Regions from separate parts of the Mus musculus genome. Here all the other regions are linked to region 1. Evidence: chromatin loops called from intact Hi-C (ENCODE). Cell type or tissue: heart. All regions are shown on one strand. Each heading gives the region's core, and the rest is flanking DNA. Links, peaks and the distances in the headings are about the cores only.

Region 1 (4,487 bases), core at 319-4,318:
TGAAGCTGAGGTCACTCTCTAGGACCTTGGCAGGGAGGGGTGGCCCAGGAACCCCTCTAGTGAGCCAAGGAGCAATGCCCTGGGGATCTCATGCCCCCTTTGACCCCGAAGCACTCTCTACAGCAATGTGACCCAAGTCCCATGCTGTCCTTGTCCCCCCTCTTCATCCAATACACTGTACATAAAGGGGCAGGAACCTCACCTAGCAGCACCCTAGGTCTCTGTAGCACAATTCCGCTGAGAACCCAGGTCTTCCCCTTAGCTGTTCTATTGAGAGGGCTTACTTTTTTGATTCTTTGACGGGGAAGGAGTCTAATCATGGTTTTTCTGTATAGCCTTAGCTGTTCTGGAATTTACTCTATAGACCAGCCTGGCCTTGAACTCACAGAGATCCACCTGCCTCTGTTTGCCTGGTGCTGGGATTAAATGTGTGCCACCACCTGGTACCCTTGGGTCTTCTACACGCCGAAATGACTAAAGTTGGTATAAAAGTGATGCCTAAACCAATAAAGTGTTGCTGTGGTAAATGACATCTTATTCCTGCCAGGAGCACCCTTCAAGTATACACAATTCCCACCTGGACTCCACTTACCACACCCTACCAGGATGTGGCACCAACAGCCCATAGGTCTATGGTAGCTATAACGACAGCCCATCCCAAAATTCTAAAAATTACACAGATTTTTTTTTTCAACTTGACTGTGTGGTTCTTATACATGAACTGTATAGATGACAACATTGAATTACAGTGGAAAGAGATGGAAATGCTTTCAAGAATCATGTCTCTTCTTTCCACTACAGACAAGCTCCATGCTGTCCTTGTCCCCCCTCTTCATCCAATACACTGTATATAAAAGGGGCAGGAACCTCATCTAGCAGCACCCTAGGTCTCTCAAAACAACATGGCTACCCTTCCTCAGTCACACCACAGGCCCATGTTCAGAGGCCTGCACGCCCCATCCCTCTGTCATCAGGCCTGTCTGCATCTAGGAATAAAATGGAAGTCAAGATCAGCAACAAGAGAAAAAGATGCAAAAAACAAACTTACCTTAAACTATATCTCCAAAGCTAGGGATGTGGGTGGAAGAGTTTCTGCCTAGCAAGCAGGAAGCCCTGGGCTCCATCTTCAGTCCTGCATAACGGGAACGCAGAGGTGCATGCCTAGAAGCCTAGCACTAAGAAGCTGGAGGTAGGGGGATCATGAGTTCAAGGTCATCCTTGACTCCTAGCCACTTAGTGACTTCAAAGCCAATCTGGGATATATGAGATCCTGTCTTAAGAAAACAACAAAAACAAAAAACAAAAGTCTACAATAACTAAAGACTGCCCTGGAAGGTGCTTCAAAGGACTTGGGGCAGTAGTTCTTAACCTATGGGTCATGATCCCCTTAAGGGGAAAGAGTCAAATGACTCTTCCACAGGGGTTATGTATCAGATATCCTACAAATCAAATATTCACGTTACAGCTTATAACAGCAAAACTATAGTTATGAAATAGCAATGAAATAGTGTTATGGTTGGAGGTCACCACACCATGAGGAACTGTATTAAAGGGTCACAGCATTAGGAAGGGTGAGGACCACTGAGCTAGGGAGAGGTGCTATCTAATTACCCAGTGCTTCCTCATCTTGGAAGCTCGCTCCAGTTCTTAGCTTGCTGTCCCATCAGTCTTGTGGGCATAGAAGGCCTGCTTAATTACAAGCATTCCCAGTCATTCTCCTCAGCCTTTCCCCTGGAATGCGTGGCTGCCACTCTTCTCCTCCCAGACCCAGCTTCAATAGTTTTCAGTCAAGGTTCAGGGAGAAACCCGCCGCACCGGGATTTGATTATTTACCAACATAATGTTGGCTGCAAGCCAGCGAGACACCAATACATTTTCCTTTGAAGCCTGACATATTGCCTGCTGTTTCTAAGTCTGTTTTCTCAGCTGGCCAACAAATAACCAGGACTGTTTAAAGAAAAAAAAAGTCACAATTCCAGGTGGGGAGGGGAGTGCTGTTCTCGTGATGGGTTCCTCATAGAGACACTGAACTCATTCTTCCAAAGTGACAAAGGTGTCCCCAGGAGTGGAGCACATTATCAGGCCTCTGACAGCTGCTGGTCCCCATGCGTCTGTGACCAGTTTTTCTGTATATTACTTTGGGAAAGGCCTGCAGAGGTCTGGCCCTGGTGGCAAGGTCAGCAGGTGGCAAGGGTATCAGCGTGTCCCCTGATGTCTTAGGATACACTGGCATGTGTTCTCCTTGTTGAAGGGCCCCCAAGACAACCTGACACAGATCATAGGTCTCTCAGAAGCTGGTTGTCTCAAAAAATCTACCATGAGGCCATTAGAAACCTAAGAGACAATAGGGGACAGCAGCTGCTGTCCCTTTCTAACAATCAACATTAAAGTTCTAGTCCTTTTCTTTAAAAGGAAAGTTTAATTGAGATGAGAGTCTCATTCTCTCACTATACAGCCCAGGTTGGCATAGGACTTGTGACCCTCCTATCTCACGCCCCTATATTACATGCCATTACATGTGTACACCAATGTGCAGTTAGACATTGTTGTCAAGGACAAGCTTTCAGATTTGGAAGTAACGGTTTGGGTGGCAAATAGATGCTCAAAGACTGTACTTTAAAATCTTAAAGGTTCTTTAAAAAAATTCTGGGTATGGATATGTGCCTGTTTGTGAGTCTCTGTGTGCATGAGTGCAGGCACATGAGGAAGCCAGCAGGGGGCATCAGATCTCCCTGGGCTGCAATTACAAGTGCTTGTGAACTACCCAACGTGAGTGCTGGGAACCAAACTCAGGTCTCTGCAAGAGGACTGTGCTCTTAACACTAGTCATCTCTCTAGCCCTAAAGTGTCAAATAACTCCTCTTTCAACTCTAGTTATGACCAGCATCTCTTGTCCTTCCTTTACCACACAGCCTTCTCCATTAGTAAGCTTTTTTTTTTTTTCCTCTGATAGATCCTCTTGCCTGTGGAGAATTTTCCAGAGTAGGAGTAGCTGTTCTGAGCTGACAACACTCCCCTGACCTGGGGGCTATAGCCTAATGCTCTGCTGAACAGAGTGGCCCACAGCCACCAGCTGTCACTTTCATTAAGATATTGGGAGCGGAGAAAAACCTTCCTGAGACAGGCATGGAGATCTGGCCAAAGTTGTTCTCAGAAGGGAGAAAGTAGGCTCGGAGCTTGGCTGAGTCTTTCATCTCCAGATGCTTCTGTTTCTCTGCCCACTTCACAGGACACTGTGCAGATTAGAGGGAGGGTGGCCACAGGGCGCTCTCAGACAGCACAGACAAAGGCATTGCGTAACTGCGAAATGTTCGCTTTCACTTTTGCAGAGTGTCAGCTGCCTCTAACCTGTGAGTGAGCATTAGCAGCAAGCCTGAGGGGCAACAGGGACCTGAGGCTGTGGCCTCCCCATAACATCAGCCCAGTCCACGAAGGGAGCGGGAGAAGACCTGGGGAAAAGATAGTTACTGACAGACAACAAAAAGCAGAATAAAAAATAGCTTGAGTTTAAAATAACTTGCTGAGACTGAATGCCAGGGACTTCGTTTAAGGAGCCGTCTCTGATTGCTGGGCACAACACACCTCTGTATTTTCTCACACCGGTGTGGCCTCGATCCCTCAAAGCCGATCTAAATGCTAACTGCAGCTCCGCAGTCACCAGCAGACTGGATCAAACCATAAAGCTGCCATGCAGGCATTCCGCTCAGCACATTGGACTCTTCAGTCACTTGATGAAGTTACAGTTGGTGACACTGTTTTGGCATAATGTATTGAGACCTCCAAGGCTGAAGGAGGAGTTTGGACAGGTAAAAAGTACCACTGTTGCTCTGGGTAACTGACAGGCAGGCAGATGTAGCCAGTGCTGTCTGCATTATTTGCTACTAAAATCGAAGGGGGGTAGGGGAGAGCTGGAGGAGTCTTTGCATTTTCCCAGCAAAAGCTGCATCTCAAGGGTCCTTCAGAGCACTCTGGGAACACACAGGAGTTTACAAATCAATTTACTAAATTGGCTTGGCTGGAAATCATGCTTTTGTATGTGGATCCGGCTGAAAGGCATTTTTTAAATCTATCGGGCCCTAGTGAGGCTCCTTCAAGCAGTGCAGAGAAAGGTGACATCAGAAAAAGGATGTCAGTTCCAAACCAAGTAGTCTCTGGCTCAAACCCTGCTCCAAAGGCCCGGCCACCCTGAGTAAGTCACATGACCTCTCTGAGCCAACTGCCTAGCTAGCCCACCAGCCCCTTGAATGCTGGCAGGGTGAAAGTCAAGCGCTGTCTCAATCTGGCCTTTTCCGTGTAGCTATAGGTGACCCAGATGACAGGAGCCCTCCCCACGCCAACCGTTCTCTCCTCTCCCATAGACAGGTGGACAAGTGACAGGAAAGGAGCAGAAAGCTCTGGAACCCCCATTGTGCAATGACTGCATACACTTAGCCAAATTGGGAACTTCATTTAAGCAGCAGAGAGAGCCAAGCTGCACTTCTAAAGAC
Region 2 (4,487 bases), core at 233-4,232, 110 kb before region 1:
CTGCCTGGGTACATTTGGAGATGGCTCCAGTGTGTGAGTGTGGGGGATGACTTTGCAAACCATCCCTTTGCCAGGAGCTTACTGCAGTAAAACTCAGCCCTCTTCTAACCTGGCACTGCACCACCAATAGGATCTGGGAGCTGAATTCAGGCCCCTGAATTCACAGCCATGGTGCTGAGAGCAATAGGGGCCATCTCTGATTTTGAATCCCAGTTTTACAAAGTACTACAGCCCAGAGCAGACATCAGCCCACTCTGCAGAGCACAACCACCTTTGTCCTTCACTGGCCTGCCTCCCACTTGAGGCAGAAATGAATGACCTTGACCTCAGCTCCAACCCGCCAGTGCAGTGCACACAGCTCAAGTGGGGTCCTCGTGGCCACCATGGGTGACTGTGCTCACGGCCCAGCTGCTCACTGGCAGGGCTGCAGGGCGCAGGACCTGACACTGCGGGCCTTTTCTCCCTCCTCCACTAGCAGCCAGTGGGCGGGCTTGCTCCGCCAGCTGCCATGGCAACGGGAAGATGGCTCTGTGGTGCCCAGAACAGATGTCACATGGGCCGCTGTGCTTGTGTTGGGGGTGGGGAGCTTGGGGGGGGGGGGGCACCAGGGGAGGGGCTGCGCCTTTGGAGTTAAATGGCCCCACCAGAGGGAGTAAGTCACATTTGGAAGGGAGTGCAGAGCAGTAGAATCTATTTTCTTTCTTGTCCCCGTCCTTTAAGTGCACTAAACGTACATGCACAAACACAAATGGCCTTTCATCTCCGCTCCTGAGGTGCTGGAGGCTCGCAGCTTTCTGGGCGGACATGAAAGCTGTTATCTCTCCAAGCCTCAAATGAACAGTGCCTCGGTGGCCCAACCTTGAGCAGGCAGCCCTCTGTTGTCTTTAAGGGACTGGCCGGGAGGCTCCATTCGGGTGAGTCCAAGGAACCTAGAATCATGCAGAGCAGAGACCAATCAAGGGGAAATTGAAAGGCAAACACACTGGGTTCTGTGGGCAACGACAAACCCAGCTCCAGGCTCCATACGCTTGCCGCTGAAATGAAAGAGTCCCTATGTCCCCTTCCTCCTCCCCATGGGGTCTCTGATCATATCACGCCAAAGGCCATTTTATACAGACTAAACTGGGGCAAGGCTTATAAATCTACCTGTCTGAACGCAAAGGCTCTTTGTCCCTGGAATAGATCTATCCTGGTCCGACTGCTGTATTAAAAAATTTCCACTGCTTTCCATTTCTCCTATACAGAACTGATATATATATATATATATATATATATATATATATATATATATATATACATTAATATGACAAATCCATATTCATTGGTAAGATAAGATATTATGTGAATACTAGGAAAATGCCAGGCATCAGTGGCCTATTTTCCTCTCTGAGACTCCAACCTCAGACCATGGGAACTTGGAGACAAGGGGGTGAAGGTATAGGTGCTATCTTAATCAGATGCATGACAGTCATTGCATGTGTGGGAGGATGGGGAAATGCTACATATAGTTATGTTGCACTGGGGTTTAATTCACAGGACCGGCGTGCTCAGAGCGGCTGCTTTGTGCCAAGGAATGCCACAGGGAAGAGGGGGAGGTGAGCAAAGCCAAGAAGATCTCATTCATCACCAAGAGGCAGAAACAGCACAGAAACTCTTATAATGGGTCTGATGAAGTGAGTGTTGCAAGCAAAGCATTATGGGAATGTGGAGAGGCAGGCTCTGAGAGAGGTGTCCTGGGGTGTGAAGAGACAAGTAGGAAGAATCTGGAATTGACAGAGCACCTGTGCTGTGACAGACATGTTATATACACAGCACACCGGATGGATCACAGAACTCCCTAAGAGGCAGTCACTGTTTTTATGTCTTTTTTTTTTTTTTTTTTAAATCAGGAAACCCATGCTTAGAGTGGTTTACAGTCCAAGGTCATTCACCAAGGACACAGCCATGCTGCCCTGTGTTTCTGCCTACAGACCGACAGAAGACGCAGCCCAGCACAGAACGCAGCTGCAAGCGTATCTGTCATTTTCTGATCTTCACTTAAACGGCAAGGTTCAGAGATCATGGGTTTCAAACAGTCCCTGCAGCTTACCTAACACACGTAAACACATAGCAATTAAAAGAAAAAGAATCGTTCATCTGGATGTAGCCAAAAATCTTCTCATGGATTACAATGGGTGCTACTGGGACTTTTCCATGTTCTTGAAAGATGAGTGGGGGTGGCCCCACAAACTGTATTCATTCATTTAAGCATCACCCTATGTTACTAGGGGGGTTTTTGTGTCTATACACAAAATGACCCATCTCCCAGCCCAGAAAGATTGCTGTATTTTAACAACAATCTGGCCTGCACCTGAGATCCTCAGGCATTTGTGGTTCACCTGAATGAAAAGCAATGATCAAGTGTGAATGATTGCCTGACAGTGCCCAGTTCTGTGCAGCTCTGGGAAGCTGCCCCTGCAAGCCAAAGTCCCCCACAGAAGACTAGCTTCCTTGACACTGCAGTGAAAGTCAACAACCACCAGGGGGCAGTAACACAAACCAGATATTTTTCCTCCGGGCCTGAATGTGGATGTGCCCGGTTTAATGCGTAAAGCCCATTATTACAAGCCTTTCCTCTCCCCACCCCCTATTAATGAACAAATGCCCAGGGGTAATGCAGAGATTTCTAAATACAGTGCAAGAAAGGGCAATCTGTACTCATACACAGGGAGTCTAACATGCAGTAATAAGTGGAAATGAAAATAATCAAGATGCAAGTGAGCCATTAGGCTAAAGAGCTAGCCCTCTGTCTGGCTGCAAACACAGAAATGCAGATGCCTGGCTCGCAGAAACGGGCATTTTAAAAATATTTATTTCACAAGTTCCTATTTAGAGTTCATAATACTATCCATAATTACAACCTCCGAGCTCCAAGAGGGGGTCTAACAAGAATTCCATATCTAGTATAGAGCACAGAGAGGGATGGTTCTCTCAGCCTAAGGTAAATGCATGAATTATTCAGGAACTTCCATGGGCATTTTAAATCATAACTTTGTGCTGTAAACAATAGCACACGTTAAAAAAAAAAAAGGTAAAAAGATGAAGAGCTGTCTAATCTCCAAGCCATAAAACAGCTACTGACACCCACAGTCTCCTAATGGTTGCTGTAGCGTTCCATAGGAATCCGTTGGCGTACTTACAGGTTTTAAACATAGCAGCAGAGAGAATATAATAACACGGAACCTACTTCTTCCCTGGGAACAAAGAATCCGGGATGATTCTGCCATTTTCGTGACAAAGGGAAGATTACGCAGTCCTTTCTTTTAAGTTGTTTGGAATTTGGGGCCTGTGGAAAAGGTGACAAGGCCACTGCTAGCAGCCTAGTCTCCGGAGTCACCCCATCACATCCCAATATTCATAACCTGATAGATTACACAGCTATTATCCACGCAACATGGCTGAAACACACGTGGAATTCTGAGTCAACTGACCATAACCCTCTACATTTTCTATTGAGGTTGTTCTGGGAATGAAAATGTACCCCTCTGGGCTTCAGTTTCCTAGCAACAGAGGTAGGAGAACAGATCTTGCCCTATGCCCTTGTGTGGTGTGAAGGTCATTCGGCATAATGGGAGGGAAAAATGTTAAGAACCCTTGAGATTTATGAAGACTCTCAGTGTGTGTCTTCTCTCCAGTTCACAGGAGGAACTGGAGCTGCAGAGACGAATCCAAGGTCACGTAGGTGAAGCCAGAGCCAGGGCCCCAGCTGGCTCTTCTCATCCAAGGCTATGATTCTTCCCTTCCCTCCTCGGAGCTGAGCACACACAACACAGCTGTCTCAGTCTGCTCTGGAAAAATACCTCAGACTGGAGGCACACAGCAGGACTGTGGACTTTGGTAAAGGGCAAAGTATAGCAAGGCAGGTTGTATTGCAAGGCCCCTTCTCCTGCCTCGTAGATGTTTAGGTTGTGTTTACACATCTTCCCTGAACACAGGAGTAAAAACAGAAAGTAGCCCCCTGGTGCCTACTGCCTTTTCTTCTAAGGACGAAAATCCCTCCGTGGGAGCTCTATCAGTATGACCTCATCTAACCCAAATTACCCAGATCAAAAACCATCACACTAGGGGAGGAGAAGGCTTTAGCAGAGGAGGTTCAATGGAGAAATCCCAGAAATATTCAGCCCATAATAAAAGACAATATGACGGACTTGTTCATCTCCCCATCTCTTTAATTTAGGTCAACAAATATTCGCAGGGCATGTGCTAGGAGCCAAGCACAGTTGCAGGCACTGTGGACACAAAGATGAATAGGAGACCCTGAAAGGATGGCTTAGGACAGAAAATGTCAGTATAGGTCCTAGGAAATTCCCTTCAGGGTAGGGTTTGTGTGACTGGTGAGCACTAGGGACTGTACAGGGACTGGTCGGTTACAACCTTCCCAAGAACTTCTTTCAGACAGCTCTGCTCAAAACAACTACAGTATGAGTCTGGATGCTAATCAGTACATA
Region 3 (4,487 bases), core at 261-4,260, 140 kb after region 1:
GCAAGCCTGTAGGACATTTGGGAGTGGTGGTGGTGGTGGTGGGGTGCTGTTCATGACAGGGTTTCTCCCTATAGCTATGGCTGTTCTAGAACTCACTCTGTACACCAGGCTGGCCTCAATCTCAGACTTTCCTGTCTCTGCTATCTGAGTACTGGGATTAAAGGCCTATGCCACAACCGCTTGCTAGAACATTTTCTTAATTAGTAAGTGACCCAGGTGGGGAGGCCCAACTCATTATGGGTGATAATAATCCGGGGCTAAGAGTGGTCCTGGGTTCTTTAAGAAAGCAGGCTGAGCAAGCCATGAGGAGCAAGCCAGTAAGCAGTACCCCATGGCCTCTGCATCAGCTCCTGCCTCCAGGTTCCTGCCCTGTTTGAGTTCCTGTCCCGACTTCCTTTAATGCAGAAGTATAAGTCAAACAAACCGTTTCCTCGCCAGCTTGCTTTGGTCATGGTGTTTCATCCACTAGTAATCCTGACTAAAACACAGTCTCGCACTGTAACCCTGGCTGGCCTGGAACGCACTCTCTAGACCAGGCTGCCCTCATACTTAAGCTACCTGCCTCTCACTCTTGAACACTGGAAGGAAAGACGCGAACTACCATGACTGGCTGCTTTGCATTTTCCCATCACGTTTTTCAATTTTAAAATCTCCCAGAGTAAATACATAAATGCTTATTTAACAAAATAAGTCAGTGCAAAGATGAGCCGCGGCATCTTAGTAAAAAGGACAAGTGAGCAACCTACTTCAAGCAGCGTCTGGTTTTCTTGCAGCCCCACAGGCCATCCGACCTTGCTAATCTTCATCGTGTTAGTTTCCTCGAAGCTGGAAGGGAAAGATCAAATTTCCACTTCAGGTTTATCAAAAATTCTTATCACTTCAGATGAAATCAATGCTTTAAGTAGTTAATTGTCCAATTTTAGTTTACGTTTCAAAGGGGATCCGGTGCTCTGTTTCAGGGAGTTTGTTATGCTCAGTTCTCATTAGCAAACACATATTTCTAAGCTGATATAGCAATAATTACAGGACATGTTATGCTCTCAGCTTTATGAAAGACCCTTTTCTGATTTTCCTTCTACCTGATTCAACTTGTTTTTCTTTGCTTCCCTCAGTTAGGATCTTTGCAGGTAGCCCAGGCTGGCCTGGAACTCTTGACCCTCTGACCTTCGCCTCTTGAGTGCTAAGATTGTTGGAGTATGCTATCCCGCCAGGCTTGCTTCAAGTTTTTAAAAGATCTGATATTGAAGAGTTGTAAAGGACTACCTTAATATGCATAATTCCACTTAAACAGTGTTTGTTATGCAAACATGACAACCTGAGTTCAAATCCTCAGCTTCTACCTAAGGAGATGGGCATGGCCTTCACATACAGCTATAGCCCCAGCACTGTAGTGGGTGGAGACAGGGGAGCAATTCGGCTTGTGCCTACTGGCTCGGTGAGAAATCTTCTCTCAAAGGAATATGGCAGACAGTGATAAAACAGATATCCAGCATCCGCTCCCGGCCTCTCAGCGTGCCCACAGGGACGGAATTACTGTTAACCAGGCTTATGTGTAAGTCCTTACATAGCCAAATAAGTTTTCCTTAAATGGGCATATCTCAAACACTTTACATGACACCAAATATTCAAGGTAAAGAAGAAAACAACCATTTGAACGCCATCTACCAATGGTTTGTCTCTTTCCAGATGACAGTGCATTTAGGCTTATTTTCAAATGACCACAGTGACTTCTTAACCAAATAACTTCAACTCTGGTTTTGGTATATGCAAGATAAAGCACAGCTTAGTTGATAAATATTGTGGTTACTTACAGTGTTCAGTTTAATCTTACTTATGTCACCTATAAATTATCTGCAGGAATTTTCTAGACCACAATTGTCTTTCCACCAGCACTTCTTCAAACGGTGATCTTCCTTCAGGAGCACAAAGAGAGAAAAATCCATCTCTGCCTTGCGTCTTCCATACATTTCTCCATGTCTAGCAAGCTGAGTTTCGGGTAGCATTATGTTTCCACAAGCCGCTCAGAAAGCTTAATTGAGACTTAAGCGCTCAACAAATATTTGTGGAATTAAATTGAGTTTCAGTGATTATTCTGTAATTCTTAAAGCATGGAGACGTTAGAAGGTTAACCAAAAAAAAAAAAAAAGTGTTTTCAGTAAAAAAAAAAAAAAAAATCTGTCTAAACCCATCGCCGACGTCAGGTGATAATGAGGAGTTGCTGTTGGTTATTAGAGGTTCGTTAAAGAGAACCTTTCGATTGTTCTCCAGTCGCTGCTTTTTAAAGTCCCAGATTTCTAAGCTGTCTCGGTTGGAGATAAATTCACTTCCTTAAGCCATCTGGTGGCTCCCACCTGTAACTACATCATCTATTCAGCAGACATGCCCAATGCGGGTTCTGCCTTTACAGGGCCATCTCTTACAGGGTTTGTTTTGATGAACTGGTACCCAAGGAATGCATAGGTATTAAAATTCCAAGAGAAATCTTAGTGGTTCTAATCTCAGGGACACTTTAAATAAGAACAACATAGCAAAGACCATTGGTAATGGGATGAGTGAAAGCCTGTGAGTGTATTCTATTCATGAACTGAGGCAAACCGTACCGAGTGTTCCAGGAGTGTGCCTCCGTGTCGGGGTTATAAAACACTAGCATGAGGAGACCTGTGTACTCAGGAAGCACAGTCCAAATGACGACAAAAGCAGCTATGCTCGGTGATGGTGAGACTGTATGTATGTGCCTTGGTCGAGATGGGAAATCTGCCAGCTGCATCTCTTTCACCCCACACTCGACACCTATGGCTGTCTCCTCCGAGGAACATGCAGCATACACCAGAATAGACTTTCTCTTTTAGAATCAGCTCGTAAGACAACCGAACTGCAAGTGTGTTGTACACACTGACATCCCACCTTCCTGACCTTCCACAAAGCCAAAAATATTTACATCTCTGTGTAACGCTTAACCCTCAAGGTCACGATGATGCCCCTGAACTGAGTCATGTCTGGGAGACCAAGGACTCTTGTGTCAATAAACAAGCTCGCAGGGGCAGATCTAACTTAGCCAAATGTTCAGAGGCCAGAGGACAAGACAGGGGACACAGAATGGAGTCTTACCTACAGACGTCACCCCTACAGAATGGAGTGTTGTCTCCCAGAGAGAGAAGTCATTCCAGCCTTGGGAAGGCCAAGGAGGCTCTGAAAGGCTTGAAGCCTGAGGCCATTTCAGAACAGCAGATAGACTTCCACAGCCTAGAACAGGAGAGACTTAGTTAATATCACACAGGCAAACATAAGGATAAAGTATAACAAAGCAAAATCCACTTAGTAGCTTCAGGAACCACATCAGGCAGGAAGAATGCAATAAAGCCATGGCTGGCTGCAAAGTTAGACAGGAGCCAGAGGGGTGGCACATGCCTGTAATCCCAGCACCTGGGAAGCAGAGGCAGGAGGATCAGCAGTTTGAGGCCAGCCTGGGCCCTGTAGTGAGGTTACAAACAACAACAACAACAAATAGTCAAGGGCTTTGTGACTCCAGGGACTGTGGGTGGCTGACATGCTCAAGGATGTCCCACTAGAAATGGAGCCACTAAGCAACTTTAAATTAGGACCATAGTATAATGTCATAATTGTTAGAAGCAGATACTGCATTGAAAGGATGCAGAAAAAGACGTAGAAAGCCTGCTAGGGTACCATGCTCCAGACCAGACTTTATGAGGGATTCCAAGTGAAGAAGCAGCGACAGAGCTGCAGACATCATTGAGCAGAAGAGCAGGTCTTTGTAACTAGGACATAAAGGATTTGGCATAACCCTAGGGTTGTAGCTTAGTGGAAGTGCTCTTGCCTATATGCTGAGTCCTGTTCCAGAAAGAGAATATAGAAAAATTTAAGATAATTCCCAGATATATGGTCTATAGACCAAGGGTGGGGATGCTTCTGGCTCCTCCGGGCATTTTGCTCTGAGAGACAACAGACTGGGGTAGACAAGCATGAAGAGCCACAGAATTAATGAGCATAGTGCTGGGAGCGGTCACATCAGTGCCCCATGGGGCAGCACTAGTGCACCACAGGGGGTAGGCTGTGCAGGTCTCAGACACTGCAGGAGGTCAAGGCAGAAGATCTCGACTTGGAATGGATCAAAATCAAAGTTATGGGAGAGGGGAGAGCTCATCGGTAACCCAGCCCCTGCAATGTTCACGCTGAGATGTGTGCAGCACAAGTCAGAGGAAGAGACCCACACCCTCCTGTATGACCAGGGCGTTCAGATAACCCAGTGGACAAGTGAAAAGCTGAGCATCTTTTACGGCGCCTAGAAATGACTGTGGATCAGGGCGCGTGGGAGGCTCAGGGAGGGTGCAGATCCCGAGTCACAAGGATGCTATGGAGAGTTCTAAAAATAAGAATTTGCACTGTGTATGTCTGACTGCATGAGCATCCCGTGGCCAATCAGAGCGATTGTCATCCTCACCCTGAGCCGGCTGCCACTTCTCATCTTC
Region 4 (4,487 bases), core at 194-4,193, 130 kb after region 1:
AGTGAGTTCAAAACCAACCTGGGATGCACATTAAAATTATATCAAAAGCAACATATATGCATGCATTCATACATACAACATGGGAAGAGTGGTTATATCAGAAACTCTAGAACATAGTGCTTCTACCAGGCCCACTGTGTGCTACCATGTAAGCAGGAACCAGTCACCCAAACCTGCTCATGTTTCCATCCATTCGAGGTGGCCCAGAGGAAAGAAAAATTTAAAAGCCTTGAAGGTTTGAATCTTGCCTTCTTGCAGAATGTAAATCTGCCACCAGGCTGCAGCTGATAAAAGGGTACAGCCATCTTAGAGAATGCAAAGAGGGAAAGTCTGAAGCTGAGATGGCGGGTTTAGCTCCAAAGGCATCTGATGACAGTGCATGGCTGGGACTAGGCAAAGCAATACTAAACAGATGGGCCTTGTCACCTAAGAGGGGGCTCCACTGGCCACAGGGCTCTTGAGAGAACGGGGTACAGATAACAACAAGACTCAATAGATCATATAGAGACATGAGGAGAGCAGAGGCTGCAATAGAGAAGGATACAACTTCCCAACTAGGAAATATAAAGACTTTCATATTCATCATGGTCACCAAAACTTATAAGACGTAGTGAGGCACAGTGTTGCTGGAACCAAAGGCAACCCTAAGCAACTCCTCTAGCTTCCCTTCTCTCAGTTACTTTAGATCCCTCCCTACCAGAGACCCTCCAGCCTGCCATGTGACTGGGCGACATGACACCCATGCTCCTCTTATACTTGACTTTTAAAAAATCATTAAGTTTGGAGGCTGTGCAGCTGTGTAACCTATCAGAAGTCTCCCTCCATCTCTGCTGCAGATAACCCCTGGGACGTGTCTGTGGCTTTCACTGTATTTATGGTTCAAAGGAAACTCAGCGTCAAAAACTCCATGTTGTATTCAACTGTATTTCTACTTTGCACTCAAGGAATGTTTGTTTGAACTGAGTAGCACAAGGTTAATGGCTTAGCAAAATCTCCTAGCCTCTCCTCTCCCCTTTCAAGTCTGAAGAGATCAAGATAAGATATTTCCACTGTCCACAGAAGTATCCAGTAGCCTTGTGATTACGGGTCAGGTCAACGGATCGCTGGCCTCCAGGTTTATGACGCCTAACTCCAAACTAGAAAGATACCTAGAGGCCTATAATTTGTCAGCTCCTGCCCTAAACCCCTCTCCTCAACCCTCTCTGCCTGAAGATAAATGGAGCCTGAAAAAAAAAAAAAAAAAAAACAGTTTACCTGGCCACCTTCTTCTGGTTTTGCTAACTTACCAAATAAGTCATTCTCTTTGTCCCCACTCTTTCTAAAATATTCAGGTCCCTTTCCAAGTGGAAAGCACATGAACTTGGATTCTGTACTGGGAACAGTGAGAACCTTTCAGGAACGAATACTCCCAAGAGTGGGGGGTTAGAAACATTACAATAGGGCTGACAAGGTAAAAGGTCAACAAGAACTACAATCCGATTTCAACTCCTAGGTCCTAAGTGGTGCAAGGAGAAAACTGAGTCACACAGGTAATCAGCTGATCTTCTCACGTGCGCCTGGGGCTTAAGGGAGCACACACAGACACCTCTTAGAGGCTTCATCCATAGCACGTGGAGTTTCTGCAAACGGGGGAGACAACCCAGCATGCCCTTGAAATAACTACAAACTGGGGAGGGTTCTTGCAACCAGCTCTGGCCGAAAATTACACTTCAAAACCTAAGTTCCCAGCGTTGTTAGGTCTGCCTCCAGCGCTTCCATGAACTGGCACCGCTAGACGCTCCTAGAGGCCTAGGTGAAAAGGAAGACTAAGGCTGGGCTCCCACCAGACTCCACTAGCCCCAAATACGGAGCTGCAGACCAGCAAACGGGCTGGGTCGATCCCAACGCTAAAGTCTTTCAGAGCGAGACTCAAACAAAGAGAAGCACGCAGGCAGGAGACTGCCCAGCTGAGCTCCCGCCCTTCCCGGGCTGGGGGGCGGGAGAACTGGGGGGAGGGGGGGATTCGCTGCTTCTTTGCGCACGCGTAGACTCCGACCTGGGACCCACCCGCGGTCCCGCACGTCTTCTTCCGGGAGGGCGCTGTGCGCAGGCTCCACGCGCATGCTCAGCAGCCGTGCCACCTTACCTGTTACAGGGATCGGCTCGGTGCGTCCCGGCAAGGCTTCCTCTGCGGAGATGACTTTCGAAGCTGAGTCGCCCATCCTCCGTACCGGGTTGGCGCTAGAGAGGAGCTGGAGAGCCCTTCTAGAGGCGGAGAGCATGGGCGGCGTGTCCGTCTCGCGGGGCAGACCTCCAGGCCTGGCTGTCTCTGAGGGACAAAGTTCCCAGAGTACGTGAAGCCGCGCGGGCCAAAATTGATGCTGGCTGGGCGCCACCGCGGGAGGTCAGAGTTGCTGCCGTTTCTCCACCTCCGCAGCCAGGGTTCCGGGTGCGATGTACTCACTCAACCACAAAGTAGAAAAGGGAAATCAATGTGTGTGCATAAAAAGGCAGCGAGCTAGAAGAAAGGCAGACCTATAAGAGGATGGCTAGATGGACAGCTAGGAAATTTGTCTATTTCTATCGGAACCATCTTGATAAGTCACATCGATCCAAAGTGAAACCAAAGCACAATTCTCAACACCACAAAGGATCAAGTACTCAACATGAAATATAAACATATAGTGTGTGTACGTGTATAAATGTATAAATACATTCTTCAGCGCATCTCACAGCCCATAAAGTAAACAATGTAGGCACAAATACATTGTTAAACGCTTTATGTGAATGAAGTTAATGGTGAAGTTGGACCAGACGGACTTCAGAAATTATGAGAGAATATTCCTAAACTGAATCTCTAGCCTTAATCTTTAGGTGGCTAGGACCAGATGAGTGATTTCAGAGGTCCTGTATGAGATTTTTGATTTACACACTGCCAAAATGGGCGGGTAGTCTCACATGAAGGAAGGAACTGAGGATTAGCGCCCACAGGGATTTGAAGCTTTGAAGCTAAGCTTCTCCGTGGGTTTAGTTACCACTTTGTGTTCATGTGGGACTGTAATATAAGGACTAGGATTAGTGTACTGCATAGAATGTTGCCAGACACACAACGTTAAACAGATTAAGGTGTTTGTCTTATAATGTAAAAGTCTCCTGGGCCAACTTGTTCTCAACAGTTTACTTGTGGCTTGCTTTTGCTGTGACATTATGCCAAGCAGGTTCTTTCTACGAGGCCTTGCCTGAAACCATCCCAAGATCCAAGATGTCCCGTCCAGGCTTGAAGAGGGCCTGGTCACTAAAAAAAAATGTGTTAAAAAAAATTGTACTTGTAATTTACTGCCCTTTGACACACAGTGACTTGCTTTTTCTGTTTTGTGGTTGACAGAACAAGGGTCATGCAAGAAAAACTTCGTAACTAAATACTGTGTAACGGAAGAATTTGTAATGTTAAGGGAAACTGCTTGTGTAATGTTAGGTATCCCAGAACCACAGTCCATAATATTTAGTATGTAAGATATATATATATATATATATATACACACACACACACACACACATTTCTACTTACCTACCAAGGGGAAATGAGTTTAAAAAAATAAAGTAAAAGCATTGTTTAGAGTTTTATTATTCAGAGTAGTGGGTCTCTTACTAAAGTTTCTTTCCTGCCTTGTGGTCCTAGAAATCCAACTCAAAACACCAAGCTTGGTGGCAGGCACTTTTACCTGCTGAGCCATCTCTCTGGCCCCACTTTAAACATTTTGAGGGTTCTGTGTACACTGTTTAAATGTTTTCAATGATCCTAATGGTTGTACTATACTCATGCAAGCATTTTGAAAGAAAGAAGCATCTCAATTTCTTTAAAGTTTCCTTCATACAAGTTTAACCTTATTTAACAAACTAGCTGTGTTGGCTGAGTTGTTTCCTGGCTTGTTTGTTGATTACAAAGTCTCTCTCTGTAGCCGTGGCATGGAATTCAAAGACCCACCTGCCTCTGCCTCCTAAATCCTGGGATTAAAGCTGTGGCTACCATATCAAACCTCTGAGATTTGTTTTTTGAGGAGAGAAAATAATTATGCTATTTTCAGGACTAAGCATTGCTTTTCCTTTAGACTCCAACAACTTCCTTCTGAGCCAGCCTCCATATTTACTGTCACGTGCTGTAATTACATCCTAATTACACTCAGGCTTCTGGCAAGTTCTAACAATTTATATCCTTCAAGATACGGTGTTCACATTCTCTTGGGCAACAACAAAGAATCTCAGAACACAGCAGGTTCAAGAAAGTAGATTATTTCTCCTAAGGATGTCACTCTAGAAGAAAACGGTCTTCCACTAAGCAGGACCCTGGCTCTTCTTCGATAGTGAGTGAGCTAAAAAGAGAGCTCAGTCATGCTCATTCTTCTGGGCCTCAGTCTAGACCCAGAACCTACACAAAAATTCTGGGCGTGGCAGCACACTCGCTATAGATAAGGGTGCAGCATAAACTGGACCATGCCATGGGTAGAATG

The links. Peaks named below come from ENCODE experiments on the same cell type or tissue, not always from the same donor. Only the 100,000 strongest peaks of a DNase experiment are listed, where the experiment ranks them.
Region 2: a loop joins it to region 1, with 2.1 times the contacts of the local background. A loop is called at or near these places in 7 of 42 quality-filtered maps.
Region 3: a loop joins it to region 1, with 2.6 times the contacts of the local background. A loop is called at or near these places in 5 of 42 quality-filtered maps.
Region 4: a loop joins it to region 1, with 2.2 times the contacts of the local background. A loop is called at or near these places in 7 of 42 quality-filtered maps.

Annotation. Positions count from the first base shown.
Region 1 is chr14:64,306,791-64,311,277 of GRCm38, forward strand. The region is part of intron 2 of Msra (methionine sulfoxide reductase A); the gene reads right to left. Gm52131 (a long non-coding RNA gene) reads right to left here. Exons shown (of 2, transcript XR_003951179.1): 1 at 1,612-4,487; 2 at 1-1,132. Among named protein-coding and RNA genes, the nearest start is that of Gm52131, 4.6 kb to the right of the region's middle. In heart, for the core only: CTCF peaks have their summits at 604 and 2,715 (motif pointing right); a DNase peak (open chromatin) is centred at 3,281; H3K27ac peaks cover 1,286 bases.
Region 2 is chr14:64,199,482-64,203,968 of GRCm38, forward strand. All of the region lies in intron 5 of Msra (methionine sulfoxide reductase A), which reads right to left. It overlaps Gm52129 (a long non-coding RNA gene), which reads left to right. Exons shown (of 3, transcript XR_003951176.1): 1 at 1-914; 2 at 1,537-1,673; 3 at 3,675-4,487. Among named protein-coding and RNA genes, the nearest start is that of Gm52129, 2.4 kb to the left of the region's middle. In heart, for the core only: no CTCF peak of the experiment used is centred there; DNase peaks (open chromatin) are centred at 470, 2,530 and 3,770; H3K4me3 peaks cover 693 bases; H3K27ac peaks cover 2,366 bases.
Region 3 is chr14:64,451,651-64,456,137 of GRCm38, forward strand. It overlaps a transcript of Msra not described here. Among named protein-coding and RNA genes, the nearest start is that of Msra, 13 kb to the left of the region's middle. In heart, for the core only: a CTCF peak has its summit at 2,347 (motif pointing left); no DNase peak of the experiment used is centred there.
Region 4 is chr14:64,438,585-64,443,071 of GRCm38, forward strand. Msra (methionine sulfoxide reductase A) reads right to left here and starts at 2,456. Exons shown (of 6, transcript NM_001253712.1): 1 at 2,126-2,456. The coding sequence starts at 2,261. In heart, for the core only: a CTCF peak has its summit at 2,411; a DNase peak (open chromatin) is centred at 2,087; H3K4me3 peaks cover 1,854 bases; H3K27ac peaks cover 2,623 bases.